Linked DNA regions of Homo sapiens: region 1 is linked to region 2. A link is a contact called in ENCODE Hi-C or POLR2A ChIA-PET data. All regions are on one chromosome and are shown on one strand. The core of a region is the stretch at or near the end of the contact, and the rest is flanking DNA. Distances in the headings are between cores, read along the strand shown. Region 1 has its middle 7.9 kb from the start of TMEM183A. Region 2 overlaps PPP1R12B (protein phosphatase 1 regulatory subunit 12B).

Region 1 (4,289 bases), core at 926-3,425, 520 kb before region 2:
CTGGCACTCTGGGAGGCCGAGGCCGGCAGATCACCTGAGGTCAGGAGTTCAAGACCGGCCTGGCCATCATGGTGAAACCCCATCTCTACTAAAAATACAAAAATCAGCCGGGCATTGTAGCCGGCATCTGTAGTCCCAGCCACTTGGGAGGCTGAGGCATGAGAATCACTTGAGCCCAGGAGATCGCACCACTGCACCCCAGCCTGGGTGACAGACTGAGACTGTCTCAAAAGCAAAAAATAAAATACAATATAGTATATGGCCAGGTGTGGTGGCTTACACCTGTAATCCCAATACTTTGGGAGGCCGAGGCAGGAGGATTGCTTGAGGCCAGGAGTTTGAGACCAGCCTGGTCAACATAGTGAGACCTCATCTCTATTTTATAAAATAAATTTTAAAAATAAAATATAGTATATGATACAAATAGTTCAATTCACATAGTTCTCAGTGGTTTTCAGTTAAAAATAATAGTAACAAATAGAGTAGCCTAGCGTTGGGAAGCTCAGGCTCTAGAGGCAGATGTTCTCAGTTTCAATCACTGTTCTTCTCTTAATAGCTACATAACCTGGAGCAGATTACTTAATCTCACAAAAATTCAGTTTCCTTATCTATAAGATGAGCTTCATAATGATTCCCAATTCATAGAGTTGCTTTAAGGATTAAATGAGATAATACAATATATGGAAAGCTCTTAGCTCAGCACCTGGCACATAATAAGCACTCAATAAAGGTGGGCTGCACTTAAAACTAGAAGCATATTCATTTGAATCAGTAGCTCTCAGCCATGACTGCACAATGGACTCCCTCCCTGGTGGTGGCATTTTATAAAGTACTAGTGACCTGGCCCTACACCCAAAGTTTCATATTCAATCAGTCTGAGGTGTAGCCTGGGCACTCGCATTATTTTAAAACAATCCCTAGAGGGCCAGGCTGGTGGGCCACACCTGTAGTTCCAGCTACTCTGGAGGCTGAGGAGGGAGGATCCTTCAAGACCAGGAGTTATTCTCTTAAAAACAAACAAAAATAATCCCCAGATGACTTTAATGTTCCGTCCAAATATTGAGAACACAGGTTTAGATCAAGGGCCAGCAAACCAGAGGCTGCAGGCCAAATCTGACCCCTACATATTTTTTGTAAATAAAGTTTTATTGAAATACTCCTACCTATTTATGTATTATCTGTGGCTACTTTTTTTCTTTTTTAACCAACTGATAATCACTTAAAGAAAATTGATTAATCCTGTGCAGAGGTGACTTCAACAGCTGGCTCAATACTGATGAAAGTAATCAATTTAGCAATTCAGAAGTTCTGTGTCAGTCAGTGAGTCGCTTGTGGATTCTTATGGGGATTTATCTTGGATTCTTACAAGTCTTAAACAAACTTCACCACAGGAGTTTTTCTCTTAGTGATTCTTAGAATCTTGGTAGGGATCTAAAATGGTCCTTTCACTTTGAGATTATTTTCCTTTGCACTTTTGATCAAGTCAGCACACATCTTCTCCAGGGATGTCAGGTTGCAGCTAGTTAGGGTAATTTTATTTTCAGAGACAGGGTCTCGCTCTGTCGCCCAGGCTGGAGTTCAGTGGCGCGATATCAGCTCACTGCAGCCTCGACCTCCTGGGCTCAAGAGATCCTCCCACCTCAGCCCCCCAAGTAGCTGGGACCACAGGTGCGCACCACCACGCCCGAATAAATTTTGTATTTTTTGTAGAGAAAGAGTCTCTCTATATTGTCCAGGCTAGTCTTGAACATGGGCTCAAGTGATCCACCACCTGCCTTGGCCTTCCGAAATGCTGGGACTACAAACGTGAGCCACCGCGCCTGGCCGGTTAGGGTAATTCTAATTCAGTGAATTAACTTGTGGTTCCAGGGATGTCTTTCTCATGTTGTTAAAAGCTGCGTCTGTGGCATGATTTCCTCTGGAGAGTGAACAGCGGCGAGTCAGTTGCAGGAGCGGGTGGACCAGAGTTCCGGTACAGCTGGGACCAGGTCTTCCTCAAAGAGCTATCTGTGGCTCCTTTCACTCTACAAGGCGTAATAATGACAAAGACCGAATGATCCTCAAAGTCTAAAATATTTGCCGTCTGGCCCTTTACAGCAAGTTTGCAGACTTCTAATTTAGAATAAAGTTTCTGGGCACTCTGCACCACAAGAGGGCAGTATAGCCTCAGTACGTGATAATTGAGTCTACAAAAATTTGCACATCAGGAATTACAGAAATGAACATATTTTTCCCACCTATAGGCTCCTTTCTCTAATTTACAAACATGCACAAGTCTACTCTGTCCTGAAAACCTCCATGACAAACACTGTTCCCTCCTCTATCTACCATGACTAATAAGAACACCTTTTGCCCATTGTCTTTGTTTCTTCAGCACCTAGACAATTCTTGTGTCACCAGACTCGGGCTTCAAAATTCACCTGTCCATTGAAACTACTCTTAAGGTAGCCAGTGACCTCTTCATTGCATTTTCTACATTCTCTTTCTTATATTTCTATGAGATCTCATCCTTCTTGAAATCATCTTTACGATGATACTCCATTTTTTTAGCTCTCTTCATTATCTCTCTGGCTACTCTCACGGTGACAATGCTCTTTTTTCTCCTTCTATAACCTGTGTTCCCTATTCCACTCTGTTTAAGATGGGCATCAGTCCAGATAAATGCTGTTTTTGCTTTTGCAAATTATTAGCCTTACAAAGTTTTGGGCCGGGTATGGTGGCTCATGCCTGTAATCCCAGCACTTTGGGAGCCCGAGGCGGGTGGATCACGAGGTCAGGGGTTTGAGACCAGCCTGACCAACACGGTGAAACCCCGTCTCTACTAAAAATACAAAAATTAGCTGGGCATGGTGGCGGGTGCCTGTAATCCCAGCTACTCAGGAGGCTGAGGCAGGAGAATCGCTTGAACCCGGGAGGAGGAGGTTGCAGTGAGCCGAGATCGCGCCACTGCACTCCAGCCTGGGCGACAGAGCGAGACTCGTCTCAAAAAAACAAAAACAAAACAAAACAAAACAAAGTTTGGGAATCAGATTGCTAACTTATAAGGGGCATGGCCAGGACTTAGTATGCAATGGGGCCAGGTAAGAAGGAATTGCTATTAACTGAAGAGGTTTGATCAAGTACCACGTCCCAAGGGCAGACCAGAATGAGTTGGGGGGTGAACACAATCTTCCTCAGCTTCATAATCCCACACTTCATGATCCAGTCAATTTTGGGGGCCAGACCCAAGTCTAATCCTTAGTATCTTTATACTGTTTCCTCTATCAGGGAATACCTGCTCCATTCCTTTCTCCTGGGTAACATAGGAGCTCTGTAGGATTAAAAAAAAATGGAGTTCCATGCTAGCTATAAACACTCTACTTGCAGTTACTATAATTAGCTGAGAGCTCTGGGAATTTTCAAGTTTCATTCACGCTGTAGTATGAATCAGAACTTCATCTCTTTTTCTTGCTAAATAGTGTTCCATTTTATGTATGCACCACATTGTGTTTTTCCGTTCATCTGTTGAGGGACATTTGAGTTGCTAATGTGAATAATGCTGCTATAAATATGGGTCCACAAATATTATTTCAAGACCCTGCTTTCAATTCTTTTGGTATATATCCAGCAGTGGAATTACTGGATCATGTGGCAATTCTATTTCTAATTTTTTGAGGAACCACCATACAGTTTTCCACAGCAGCTGCACCATTTTACATTTCCACAAACAGTGCACAAGGATTTCAACTTTTGTTCATCCTAGCCAGCACTTGTTATTTCCTGTTTCTTTTTAATAGTAGTCATCCTAATATGTGTGGGATGGAATCTCATTGTGGTTTTGATTTGCACTCCCCTGATGATCAGTGATATTGAGCATCTTTTCATGTGCTTATTGGCCATTTATATATCTTCTTTGGAGAAATGTCTATTCAACTCCTTTTGCCCATTTTTGAATCAGGTTTTTTTGTTGTTGTTGCTGCTGTTGAGTGTTTGGAGTTCTCTATATAAACTGGATACTAATCCCTTATAAGATACATGATTTGGGCTGGATGTGGGGGCTCATGCCAGTAATCCCAGCACTTTGGGAGACTGAGGCAAGAGGATTACTTGAGCCCAGGAGTTTGAGATCAGCCTGGACAACATAGCAAGACCCTGTCTTTACAAAAAATTTAAAAATTAACCAGATGTGGTGGTGCAGACCTGTGGTCCCAGCTACTCTGGAGGCTGAGGTGAGGATTACTTGAGCCCGGTAGGTTGAGGCTGCAGTGAGCTGTGATTGTGCCACTGCACTTCAGCCTGGGTGGCACAGA
Region 2 (4,072 bases), core at 1,469-3,968:
ATATTTATCTTACTAGAAATTAAAATTTAAAAATTAAAAAATGTATTTATTAATTTATTTAAAAATAATAGCAGCCAGGAGCAGTAGCTCATGCCTGTAATCCCAACACTTTGGGAGGCCCAGGCGGGTAGCTGGCTTGAGCCCAGGAGTTTGAGACTAGCCTGGGCAACATGGCAAAACCTCGTCTCTTCAAAAAATACAAAAATTAGCCGGGTGCAGTGGCACATGCCTGTAGTCCCACCTACTCGTGAGGCTGAGATGGGAGGACGGCTTGAGCCTGGGTGGCAGAGGTTGTAGTGAGCTGAGAATATACCACTGCACTTCAGCCTGGTTGACAGAGCCAGACCTTGTCTCAAATAATAATAACAATAATAATAATATTAAAATAGCCCTAGATAAGATGGAGTGATGTCAGCAGGATGGCCAAATTGAGTTACCTAAAGCCCATCCTCTCCACAAAAAGGGACCAAAACAATGAATAAACAACGATATTTCAATTAAAATGACCAAAGAAGTACTCGGGAGAGCACTAGGGGAACAGCAAAATCCCTGTGGAAGACAAAAGTCCAGGGCAGCACCATAGAGAGGGGAGCAAGGTATTCTGCTTCTGCCACACTGTCTTCCCTACCAGGATCAGCCTGGAGCCAGAGGGGGCTTCTTAAGGGAAAAACGTAAGCTGGAGATCACCAGTGATCCCCATTGCTACCACAAATGCCAGAAATTCTTGCTATAGGAGAGTCCCTCTGTCCTCACAGGCCCTGAATCCAGTTTGGAGAGTAGAGTTCATACAGTTAACTTTGCCTAGAGTAGGAGCTCACCTTGAGCACCCCCTGCCCCCCACCCTCACATCCTAAGCTGCTGCTACTCAGCACCATCTTGAAACTGAACCTACTACTAGAATGTGCCCTTCCCTGTAGTCCAGTACAGGAATGGACTTTCTCCATTCCTGTAGCCCTGCCATCACTCTATCATGTTCACACAGGCACCTGTAGCACTACAATCCTAGCTGCCTGAAGCCTAGCCAGATGCAACAACTGAGACCTCTGCTCTTGAACCCATGTGGCACACTACCCTCCCAACCCCAGGAACAGCCAAAGCTGCACAGGGGGGAAACTGCCTAACTGCTGGCCAGTCCCCTCACCGGTACATACCTGCACTGCACAGCTAGCTGGCCAGCTGAACCTATGCACACCCACATCCAGCCCAACAACCAGTTCTACCGTGGTTCCATCCCTCAGACCGCTGCAGAACCACCCAGCCCTGCTGTGGCCACACACCACTGTGCCTGACAGCCAGTCTAGCAGCAGCCCTGCCCCAAAGACAGACCACTGCAGGGTTGTGTGGCCCTGCTGTACCCATGCTTGGCCTGATAGTTGGTCAAGCAGCAGCCCTGTACCCCTGGATTTCTCAGGAGAAATCCTGTAGGCCAGGAGAGAATGAGATGATATATTCAGAGTGTTTGGGGGAAAAAAATGAACCTGTCAGCCAAGAATACTATATCCAGCAGAGCTATCAACCACCAATGAAGGAAAAATAAAGACCTTCCCAGACAAGCAAAAGCTGAGAAAAACCCATCACCACTAGACTAGCCTTACAAGAAATACTTAAGAGAATGGTATAACTGGAAATAAAAGATTATAATTATTTTCATGAAAAGATGTAAAAGTATAAAACTCACCAATAGAGGTAAATTCATAAATCAAATTCAGACTAGCCCAGTGATTTAATGGTGCTATGTAAGTCTCTCAGTCCTCTAGTACGAAGGTTTAAAGTCAAAATGGTCAAAACCCGTGACACTTACAATTAGTAGCTAAGGAATACAATCACAGGTAAAAAAGTAAATTACAGAAACAAAAGAGAGAAGTCTAGAGTATTTTAATGCAACCAAAGTTAAGTTGCTATCAGCTTAAAACATTCTATTATAAGACTTTTAATGTTAGCCCCATGGTAGCCACAAAGAAAGAAAGAAATTACTGCAGAGGCACAAACAAGAAAGAGGAAGGAAACAAAGCTCAGCACTACAGAAAACCACCAAACCACAGAAGTAAATAAAAGAGGAAGAAAGGAACGAAGGATCTATAAAACCACCAGAAAAAAAAATTTACAAAATAGCAGGAGTAAGACCTTCTTTATCAATAATAGCCTTAAATATAAATGGATTAAATTATCCAATTAAAAGATATAGAGTGGCTGAACGGATTAAAAACAAGACCCAACTATATACTGCCTAAAACAGACTCACCTAACCATTAAAGACAAACATAGAATAAAAGTAAAGGGAGGGAAAAAGATATTCCATGCAAATGGAAACCAAGTGAGCAGGAGTAACCATGTCAGATAAAACAGACTTTAAGTCAAAAACTGTAAAAGAAGACAAAGAAGGTCATCAGACATTGATAAAGGGTACAATTAAGCAAGAGGATATAAAAACTATAAATACATCCATCCATCCAAGACCAGAGCGCCCAGATATATAAAGCAAATATTATTAGAGGTAAAGGGAGAGATAGACTGCAATACTATAACAGTAGGTGTTAAATGTAGTGAACTCCAAGTTTCTCTTCAAAGAATCAGTATGCCAGTATATTCAGCTCTCTTATTCTCTATTCTCCATTTTAAAGCTTAACTTCCTGGTTCTCTTCACCCTCTTGCCTCTAGCTTCAGTAAACAACCCCCTCCTAGCCTCTATCACCTGCTCTGACCTGAGTCATCCTGAGTCACCTGTTCTGTAACCGTCGTTCCCACCAAACTACTCACTGGGATTTTGGGCACAGACTTCCTCTGTTCCCTCTGTCAGTCTTTCTCTCTTTTTACATATACTTTTTGGGCTTCTCTTAGAAGCTCTTCCATAGGTTTATCTTTCCAGTTCTCTATCTTTTGTAATTTCTTGTTAATATCTTAGCCAAGATTGCGCCTACTGCATTCTGGCCTGGGCGACAGAGCAAGACTCCATGTCAAAAAAAAAAAAAAAAAAAGGTGTTCTTCATAGAAATAAAACAAAATCCTAAAATTCATAGGAAACCAGAAAAAAAAAATGAATAGCCAAAGCAATTCTGAGTGGAAAGCTGGAAGCATCACACTACATAACTTAAAAATATACTACAAATGTATAATAACAAAAACAGAATGGTACTGGCATAAAAACAGACACGTAGACCAATGGAACAGAATAGAAAGCCCAGAAATAAATTGACACACCTAAAGCCAACTGATTTTTGACAAAGGTGCCAAGAACACACATTAGGGGAGAAACTGTTTCTTCAATAAATGCTGCTGGGAAAGTGGGACATCCACATGCAGAAGAATGAGAGTAAATCCCTACCTCTCACCACATACAAGAATCAATTCAAAGTAGATTAGAGACTTAACATGGAAACCCAAAACTATGGAACTACCTAGAAGATAACATAGGAGAAATGCTTCATGACATGGGGCTAAGCTAGGATATTTTAAATAAGACTTCAAAAGCATAGGAAACAAAAGCAAAAATGGACAAATGAGATTGCAACAAACTAAAAAGCTTTTGCATAGCAAAGGAAACTATTAAACAGAGTAAACAGACAACCTAAAGGATGGGAAAGAAAATTTGCAAACTATACATCTGACAAGGAGTTAATATCCAGAATATATAAGGAACTTAGCAGCAAACAAAACAAAAAAACAAAAACCTGATTTTAAAAATGGGCAAAAGACCTTAACAGACATTTACTTCTCAAAAGAAGTCATACAAATGGCTAATGAGTATATGAAAAAATGGTCAACATCACAAACCATCAGGGAAATGAAAATCAAAACCACAATAGGTACCATTTCACACCACTTAGAATGACCATTATCAAAAAGACAAAAGAAAACCAGTTTTGGCAGGGATGTGAAGAAAAGGGGAACACTTACACAAGTTGGTGGGACTGTAAGCTAGTACAGCCATTGTGGAAAACAGTATGGAGGTTCCTTTAAAACGTAAAAATAGAACTACCATATGATTCAGCAATCCCACTACTGTGTACACATCCAAAGGAAAGGAAATTAGTATATTGAAGAGTTATCTGCCTTACCGTGTTTATGGCAGCAC

Evidence for each region. A loop is a pair of places that touch in the nucleus more often than their neighbours do. ChIA-PET counts read pairs that join two places held with the same protein, here RNA polymerase II (POLR2A).
Region 1: a loop to region 2 is called in a map with no recorded cell type, with 2.0 times the contacts of the local background. The contact joins two enhancer-like sites. A Hi-C loop is called at or near these places in 1 of 168 maps with a recorded cell type or tissue (endothelial cell of umbilical vein) and 1 of 37 single-sample maps with no recorded cell type. POLR2A ChIA-PET finds 5 or more read pairs at or near these places in 4 of 52 experiments (B cell, PC-9, Panc1 and 1 more).

Annotation. Positions count from the first base shown.
Region 1 is chr1:202,997,302-203,001,590 of GRCh38, reverse strand. It overlaps the pseudogene MGAT4FP and the pseudogene RPS20P8. Among named protein-coding and RNA genes, the nearest start is that of TMEM183A, 7.9 kb to the left of the region's middle. Within about 2 kb of position 2,175, at least 3 of the 41 ENCODE cell types and tissues checked have a DNase peak (open chromatin) inside an H3K27ac peak, as active enhancers do.
Region 2 is chr1:202,482,182-202,486,253 of GRCh38, reverse strand. The region is part of intron 13 of PPP1R12B (protein phosphatase 1 regulatory subunit 12B); the gene reads right to left. Among named protein-coding and RNA genes, the nearest start is that of PPP1R12B, 140 kb to the right of the region's middle. Within about 2 kb of position 2,718, at least 7 of the 41 ENCODE cell types and tissues checked have a DNase peak (open chromatin) inside an H3K27ac peak, as active enhancers do.